Regions from separate parts of the Homo sapiens genome. Here region 1 is linked to region 2. A link is a contact called in ENCODE Hi-C data. All regions are on one chromosome and are shown on one strand. Each heading gives the region's core, a stretch centred on a gene start or an enhancer-like site at or near the end of the contact. The rest is flanking DNA. Distances are from core to core; before and after follow the strand shown. Region 1 holds the start of RCCD1-AS1 (RCCD1 and UNC45A antisense RNA 1). Region 2 holds the start of DET1 (DET1 partner of COP1 E3 ubiquitin ligase).

The links. A loop is a pair of places that touch in the nucleus more often than their neighbours do. Pooled maps may share reads with other maps.
Region 1: a loop to region 2 is called in a map of CD8-positive, alpha-beta T cell, with 9 times the contacts of the local background. The contact joins the promoter of RCCD1-AS1 here to the promoter of DET1 in region 2. A Hi-C loop is called at or near these places in 2 of 168 maps with a recorded cell type or tissue (CD8-positive, alpha-beta T cell and naive thymus-derived CD4-positive, alpha-beta T cell) and 5 of 50 pooled maps.

The regions. Positions count from the first base shown.
Region 1 is chr15:90,953,231-90,957,103 of GRCh38, reverse strand. RCCD1-AS1 (RCCD1 and UNC45A antisense RNA 1) reads left to right here and starts at 2,611. Exons shown (of 2, transcript NR_170325.1): 1 at 2,611-2,769. It overlaps UNC45A (unc-45 myosin chaperone A), which reads right to left. Exons shown (of 20, transcript NM_018671.5): 19 at 3,794-3,873; 20 at 3,011-3,645. The coding sequence ends at 3,388. RCCD1 (RCC1 domain containing 1) reads right to left here and starts at 2,220. Exons shown (of 8, transcript NM_001017919.2): 1 at 2,156-2,220; 2 at 204-492. The coding sequence starts at 369. RefSeq lists silencers at 94-143, 264-493, 1,724-1,853 and enhancers at 2,074-2,183, 1,984-2,538, 3,363-3,863.
Region 2 is chr15:88,544,672-88,548,849 of GRCh38, reverse strand. It overlaps DET1 (DET1 partner of COP1 E3 ubiquitin ligase), which reads left to right and starts at 2,169. Exons shown (of 5, transcript NM_001144074.3): 1 at 2,169-2,310. LOC124903547 (a long non-coding RNA gene) reads right to left here and starts at 2,265. Exons shown (of 2, transcript XR_007064748.1): 1 at 2,009-2,265; 2 at 1,517-1,890. RefSeq lists an enhancer at 565-1,439 and a silencer at 2,006-2,365.

The DNA of each region.
Region 1 (3,873 bases), core at 1,362-3,861, 2.4 Mb before region 2:
GGATTGGAGCAGGGTGGCCAGAATGGAGGCGGCGGGGATGGGGGGAGCGGGGTGTTCCTGGGAAGGGGTCGAATTGGGGACCAACCCAGAATGTGGGGCTGGCGGCCTGAACGGGGGAGACAAACTGGACTGGCCACAGCGGTGCGGGGAGGCGACTGGGGAGCGCGGCTGGAATAAGTGGGGACGGGGCGGGGAGTGCTCACGGGTCACGAAAGCGGTGTAGCTCCAGCTCGCGCTCACGCGGCAGATGTCGACGCCCGCCCGCAGCGGACTGGGGCTGTGCACCTGGCGCCCGCGTCCGGAGCCCAGCTCCTGCCCGAAGCCGCAGAAACCGAAGCCGAACCAGGCCCCCGGCCGCTCCTCCGCCATGCCCGAGCAGCGCCCTCTGCCGGCCGCCGCCTGGCTGCGGCGGGCCCGGGGGGATTCTTGCGAAGAGCCCGCTAGTGGGACACTGGCAAGTCTCTGGCCTTCCAGGGGCTGGAGCTGCCTTATCTGTAAAATGGAGAAACTATCATTCTCCCGACCACAAAGGCAGAGTCCGTGCCACGAAGGTTCGCTGAGCAGGCGCCCTGACTAATGCCCTACCGGATTTACAAAGATGCTCAAATATTTAGAGGCACTTTCCCTGTCCTCCCTTTTGGCTCAAGCTCAGCGTGCCACAAAGTGGGTACGAAGTGGCCTGTCCTTTAGGCATTGGACTAGGATCCGAGCGCCCCCGACACCCCCACCCCGTCCCGCAGCTTCCCAGCATCTGGCACTTTATCCCATGTAATCTTGGGAACCAAAATGGTCGTTTTACAGAGGAGATTCTGAGACAAAGTAACCCTTACACACTCATACAGCCAGACAGAGAGGGGCAGAGCGCTGAAATCAGGTCCCACCAACTCCACACACAGTGCTCTGCCCCTCTCCCCACAGCGGAACGCAGAAGAGCGTTTGGGAGGCAGTGCCTCTGCAACTCAGCGGGGCCTTGGGACCGCAGCCAATCCACCTGAGTCCAACTGCGTTTCTTCAGTTTACAAAGGGAGGTGGGGGCGGTGCTGTTTGAACCTTCCTCACAGAATTGTAATAAATGCAAATAAAGGGTTTGGTGCGAGTACATGCCATGATAAACACACAGTATTAGCTTACTGAATCCAGTATTTAGTGTTGACAAAAAAATTATCCCTGGACATCTTACTGGTTTTGAGAAACTTATACAGACAGAATTTCAACTGTACCTTATCTAGCCATTTATTCGTCCAGCGAGCATTTACTGAGCGCTCCTCCTCTGCCAGTGAGGACAGCTGTCTGCTCCCAAGGAGCTAACCGTTAAATGGGGAGACAAACAGTCTGGTGGTTACAACAGCAACGCCAACTTCAAGCAGATTCGGCTGGAGCGGGTTTGTTTTTTTTTTTTTTTAATATAATAGAGACAGGGGTCTCGCTATGCTGCCCAGGCTGGTCTCAAATTCCTGGGCTCGAGTGATCCGCCCGCCTCGGCCTCCCAAAGCGTTGGGATTACAGGCGTGAGCCGCTGCACCCGGGCTGAAGCAGAATTGCATGGGCATTTTCAGGCCTCTTAAGTCAGATCCTGGGTCTCTCCTGAGACCCCAGTTCCTGGGCTCCTAACCCCTTCCGTGTCCTCTCCCAACCCAAGGGGGCCTCTGACCTTGATCTTGACCCTATGCCCTCTACCCTCTCGGGCAGGTCCTTCTGGTGGGCAGCCTTGGAGGAAACGCCGAGGCGCAGAGCGGCCGCCTCCGGAAAGGCCTCCCGCCCAGCGGGCGCCGACAGCCACGGGGAGAAAAGGTTTGAAGGGCGCGCGGCGCGAGGCGGCCAATCACCAGCAAGGGCGGTGACGTCGCCGCCCGGGGCGCGGCGGCCGCAGCCCTGTTCAACTCCCCTTGAGGGCCTCTCCGGTCCCGAGGCCTACGCCGGGGCCCTGCGGCCCGGTCTGTGAAATGGGCTGAAACCTCCGAGGGGCGTTGGACCAAGGCCCTGGAGGAAACCGGGGGCGTTGGACCAAGGCAGAGGTTGGGCCAGGTGGTCCCGCCCCTGCAGGAACCCGTGGGGCTGGAGCTCGGATTAGAACCACAGAGAGGACATTCATTAAGACTTGAGCTAAAGGTTTGGCGAGGAGTGACGCCCAAGACGGGCGGACCCCGCCACCCACCTCAGTCCCGGGACCGCGGCAGCTCAAAACCCGACACGCGCCGGACTCATGCCCCAACAGGAAGCAGCTTTTACCTTCCACGGATTGGCTCAGGACCCGTCACGTGCCTCTGTCGAGCCAACGAGCCTCACGCTGGGCTTAGCCCTCCTCGAACGTGCTGGGGTGGTGGGCGGGGCCCAAGCCGCCCTTCAACCAGGCTCAGCTGGCCACCAACCCCAACCCCCGCCCCAGCGCCCTCAGCGGAGGCCACAGAGGACTCCCAATATAAAGACAAACGTACTGAAGGCCCAGCATATGGGAGTCTCTACCCTAAACGACTTATTTCTTGGGATAGTTTAATATTTTTTGAGATAGGGTCTCGCTGTGTCGCCCAGGCGACACTTTGGGAGGCTGCGCTCTGGGCTCACTGCAACCTTCGCCTACCGAGTAGCTGGGATTACAGGTGCATGCCGCCACACTCTGCTCTTTTTTTTTTTTTTTTTTTTTTTTTGGTATTTTTATAGAGAAAGAGTTTTGCTTGTTGCCCAGGCTGGTCTCGAACCCCTGACTTCAAGTGATCCACCTGCCTCAGCCTCCCAAAGCGCTGGGATTACAAGCTTGAGGCACCGCACCTGGTGAGTTTCTTATTGATTAGCTTCCTAGGCTTACCCTTTGTCCCTCCAGTAGGATTAAGAAGCAACTCAGTGGGCCCTGGTTGGGGAATCCATTGGATTCCTTCCATGGAGGTGGGTCTGCCACTGTGAAGCTCCGTTGCACACTCACCCACGCCCAGCTCACACCCATACTCACCCACACTCACCCACTCAGAGACTCCCACTCACAGCAGCCCTCCCTGCCCAAGGACAGGGCACACAGTGGAGTTCTACACACTTTTATTGGAGGGGCAGGCCTGATAGCAGGCTCACAGCTGGTGAGGCTGCTGATGTGTGCGCCCTTCCAGATGCCCCAGGATCCACAGGCTGTGTTGGGATGCACCTTCCCCATTCCCAGCTGACTACAGTAGTACAGAAAAAGGGCCCCTCTGAGTGAGGCTGCAGGCAGTGCTGGCCAAGCAGGGCTGTGTGACTGAACGTGGCCGCTGACTCAGAACAGAGGACATCCTAGGGCAGCAAGCGAGGATGGGCAAGAGTATTGGGCATGCCAGCCACCACCAGCCAAAGCTGCTTCCGTCCTTACTCTCCGTGCCACAATAGGTAGCGTGTGCATGAGCCTTGGGCCCAGGGACAACCCCCTCACTCTCCATCTTGGTTGGGTTGGATAAGCCCATATTCCACTGCTTTGTCCAGGCAGGCTGCAGCAGCCCTTGTGACAGGGCTGTGGTCACCCTTAGCTAGCACTGACAAGATCTCCATCATCTCACTCTCCATCAGGGTGCTGGCAATCTCCCTCGAGGCCTCCACCATGTTCAGCACCACCACAGCACCCCGGTGCTGCAGCTCCTGGTTGGAGCTCAGAAGCAGGGCCTGCAGGATCTCCAGCCAGTGTGTGGTCTGTGAGAAAAACAGGGTAGATATGACCCCTGGGCAACAGGCTCAACCTTGGCAAGGGACACACCCACACACCCTAGGACTGCCCCCTTCAGCTGCTGCTGGGAGTTCCTGGTCCGTCCCTCCTCCCCCACTGAGAAGAGGCACTGACCACTTGGGGAATGCGGCTGCAGAGCGTGGGCCGCATGGAGGTAAGCATGGCCAAGCCCCCGGCAGCTGCCCGCTGTAGCA
Region 2 (4,178 bases), core at 920-3,419:
CCTTCCCTACACATCAAGCTCGAGGATTTGCCCCACCCAGGACTGGCAACTTAGCTTTACTCAACATGCCCTGAGTCAGATAACTAAAATACCTCTTAGTTCAGGTAGACACTTTCACTGGATAGGTAGAGGCATTTCCTACAGGGTCCGAGAAGGCCACCGCAGTCATTTCTTCCCTTCTGTCAGACATAATTCCTCAGTTTAGCCTTCCCACCTCAATACAGTCTGATAACAGACGAGCCTTTATTAGTCAAATCAGCCAAGCAGTTTTTCAGGCTCTTAGTATTCAGTGAAACCTTTATATCCCTTACAGTCCTCCGTCTTCAAGAAAAGTAGAATGGACTAAAGGTCTTTTAAAAACACACCTCTCCAAGCTCAGCCACCAACTTAAAAAGGACTGGACAATACTTTTACCACTTTCCCTTCTCAGAATTCAGGCCTGTCCTCAGAATGCTACAGGGTACAGCCCATTTAAGCTCCTGTATAGATGCTCCTTTTTATTAGGCCCCAGTCTTATTCCAGACACCAGACCAACTTAGACTGTGCCCCAAAAAAACTTGTCATCCCTGCTATCTTCTGTCTAGTCATACTCCTATTCACCGTTCTCAACTACTCATACATGCCCTGCTCTTGTTTACACTGCCCTGCTCTTGTTTACATTGTTTTTCTAAGCCATCACAGCTGATATCTCCAGGTGCTATCCACAAACTGCCACTCTTAACTCTTGAAGTAAATAAATAATCTTTGCTGGCAGGACTATGCTGAATCTCCTTAGGCACTCTCTAATCAGATATCCTGAGTCATCCCAATTCTTAGACCTTTTATACCTGTTTTTCTCCTTTTGTTATTCCATTTGGTTTCTCAATTCATCCAAAACCATATCCAGGCCATCACCAATCATTCTATATGACAAATGTTTCTTCTAACATCCCCACAATATCACCCCTTACCACAAGACCTCCCTTCAGCTTAATCTCTCCCACTCTAGGTTCCCACGCCACCCCTAATCCCGCTTGAGGCAGCCCTGAGAAACATCGCTCATTCTCTCTCCATACCACCCCCCAAAAATTTTTGCCGCCCCAACACTTCAACACTATTTTTATTTTTCTTATTAATATAAGAAGGCAGGAATGTCAGGCCTTTGAGCCCAAGCCAAGCCATCGCATCCCTTGTGACTTGCACATATAAGCCCAGATGGCCTGAAATAAGTGAAGAATCACAAAAGAAGTGAGTATGCCCTGCCCCACCTTAACTGATGACATTCCACCACAAAAGAAGTGTAAATGACCGGTCCTTGCCTTAAGTGATGACATTACCTTGTAAAAGTCCTTTTCCTAGCTCATTCTGGCTCAAAAAGCACCCCCACTGAGCACCTTGCGACCCCCACTCCTGCCCGTGAGAGAACAAGCCCCCTTTGACTGTAATTTTCCTTTACCTACCCAAATCCTATAAAACAGCCCCACCCTTATCTCCCTTCGCTGACTCTCTTTTCGGACTCAGCCCACCTGCACCCAGGTGAAATAAACAGCTTTATTGCTCACACAAAGCCTGTTTGGTGGTCTCTTCACACGGACGCCCATGAAAGTGACTGCACCCATCCCAGCAGCAGTGTATGAGGCTTTTGATTTCTCCACCTCCTCACCAGTATGTGATATCTTCCTTTTAAAGATATTATAGCCATCCTAAGGGGTATGAAGTAGTATCTCATTGTTTTGATTTGCATTTCTCTGATAATTAATGATGTTGAAGGTCTTTTTGTTAGGGAAGCAGGAGCCTACGAGAGCCAGAGTGACATCATTTTAAAATCAACTCCATCTTAAAACTAGCAAGGCAAATTCCCTGTTAGTCAGAGATGATCAATACAATCTCAGTCTTCAAGGTGCTCGCCATCTAGAAGATAACAGAGTAGGAAGTTTCTCAGCATCTAATCAATAGGTGAAAAATTAATTCTATTCATATTTTTTCAAATGTGCCCAGCAGGTGCAGAGACACTGCCATTGGGACTCACAGAGATTGCCAGGTTAGGTGCCATTTTAATTTTTCCTTCGGAGCCATGGAGCCTCTACGGCTTCGATCCTTCCTCCGGGCACAAGGGTGCGCTGTACCTGTCTCTTAGTGTTGGCTGAACAGTGCCGTGCTCTCCCCTACTTCCCTTTTTGCTGGGCCGCAGTTCCGGTGGCTGGCGGAAACGGGAACGTGCAGCCGCGGGTGCAGGAGTCCTGGGGCATGGCGGGGGCGGGGCAGGGGGAGGCGCGCACAGAACAGGCTGGGGCATCCCTCGCCCTGGCTCTTTGAGCCCGGACCAGACAGGTGAGGACTTACCATTTTTGGCCCAGCCTCCAAGCCCGTCAGACCCTCCCCGGCAGGCTCCTCCCTGCATGACGCTGATGCCCAGAGGCCCCGCGGCCCCCGCCCTCCCTCAGCATTCTCTTCCCTTTGAGGCCCCGCCCCAGGCTTTTCTTTCCGGGGGCGCCCTTTTGGGTATGTGTGCCCGCCCCTTGGCATCCCCTTCTGGTTTAGAGGCCGTCGCAAGGAATTGAGGGACATGTGCACCTTCTCCCATAGGGAAACTGAGACCCAGCAAGGGTAAAGGACTTAGTACCACACAGTGAGTTAGTGTGTTGTACCCAGGGGTGTTAGAGAAAACGCCACACTTTGAGACGAATTAAGAGTCCTTTATTAGCCGGTGACCGAGAGACCGCTAACGCTCAAAATTCTCTCGGCCCTGAGGAAGGGGCTTGATTAACTTTTATACCTTGGTTTAGGAAGGGGAGGGGGGGTCTAGTTAAAACAATTTTACAGAAGTTAGGTAGTCAAAAAGTTAAAAGGATAAATGGTTACAGGAAAGTAAACAGTTCCAGGTGCAGGGGCTTTATGACTATTACAAGGTGATAGACGTGGGGCTTTGGGTGTTATCAATCAGATGAATTCTTGGGGACTGTGGATATAGCTTGCCACAGTATCTTATCAGTTAATTGCATTCTTGGATGTGCTGGGAGTCAGCTTGCACAAGTTAAGTCCTTGAGGAAGGGGCTGCCAGTGAAAGAGCCAAGATGGAGTCTGTCTGGCTCTCTTAGCTAAGGGAGAGTCTAAAAACAGAGTTAGTAAAAACCAGGTTGGGCATTACATTCCCCACTTGTGTTTTTGGGGAATCAAATCATTGATTCCTCAGTTTTAACAAGGGGAGTCTTAAGATACATAAGTTTGACAGAAGCTATGCATTGTTTTACAAAATTAAGAAACCAATTTAATATACAAGGCCTAAAAATTAAACTTAATAGTATGATGAGGAGAGGTCCAGCTAACCCAGTGATTAAAGTAGTTAGCCAGGGGTTCCAGTGGAACATGTTTTGATACCAGGGGATGTTATTTTCTCGTTCCTGTTGTTGCCTATCTAGATATTCTCGAACTTTTTGGAGGGTATCTTTTATGACTAAGAATGGTGGAGGAACAGTTAAATCAACTTTGTCAGGGGGTTTCTGGAACATAGGGTCACCTAGAGCAGTTAAAGGCCCGATTGGCTTGGGTGGGCTCCATGAGACCAGGATTTTTATTTCTATTATTTATTTATTTATTTTGGATGGTGAACATAGTCCCAACATCAAATCCTGGAATATAAAATGTTAATTTCCATGACATGCCGTAATATTATTGTAAGAGGATTACAATTTTTTTTTTAGTACATAATTTAGGATGAGAAGCACGAGTTACCGAATGAAGATCTGGTTGATCCCCCAGAGTAGGTGGCTAAGTTTACACATGTCCAATCAGGGCAGAAAAACTGATAAGTATCTCGACAGCTAGCGTCAGGGTGATTCCCAGGACAGAGGTAAAAGTCAACATTTTGGAGTTCTTTTTCTGCACCTTTGGCACTTCCACACATCCAGTTTGGCTCCCAGAGCACCCAAATCCTGCTACAAGGTCGACACTTCCTGCTTTTGGGACAAGCAGATTGTGTTGCTCTTCGTGGGTACAGGCTGGCTTTGGGAACAGTATACATAAAATCAACTGCAAAGGAGACTTCCTTAGAGGTACCGGCCCTCCAAGTGGTGTTTGCAAATACACGTCCTGACTTAGGCACAGTTTTAGAAGGGGCCTGACCGAGGCCTGGGGACCCCTGTTTTTAGTAGGGCTCTGTTGGCCTTTTTGATGCAGGAGTGATGAATCTAAGCAGGAAT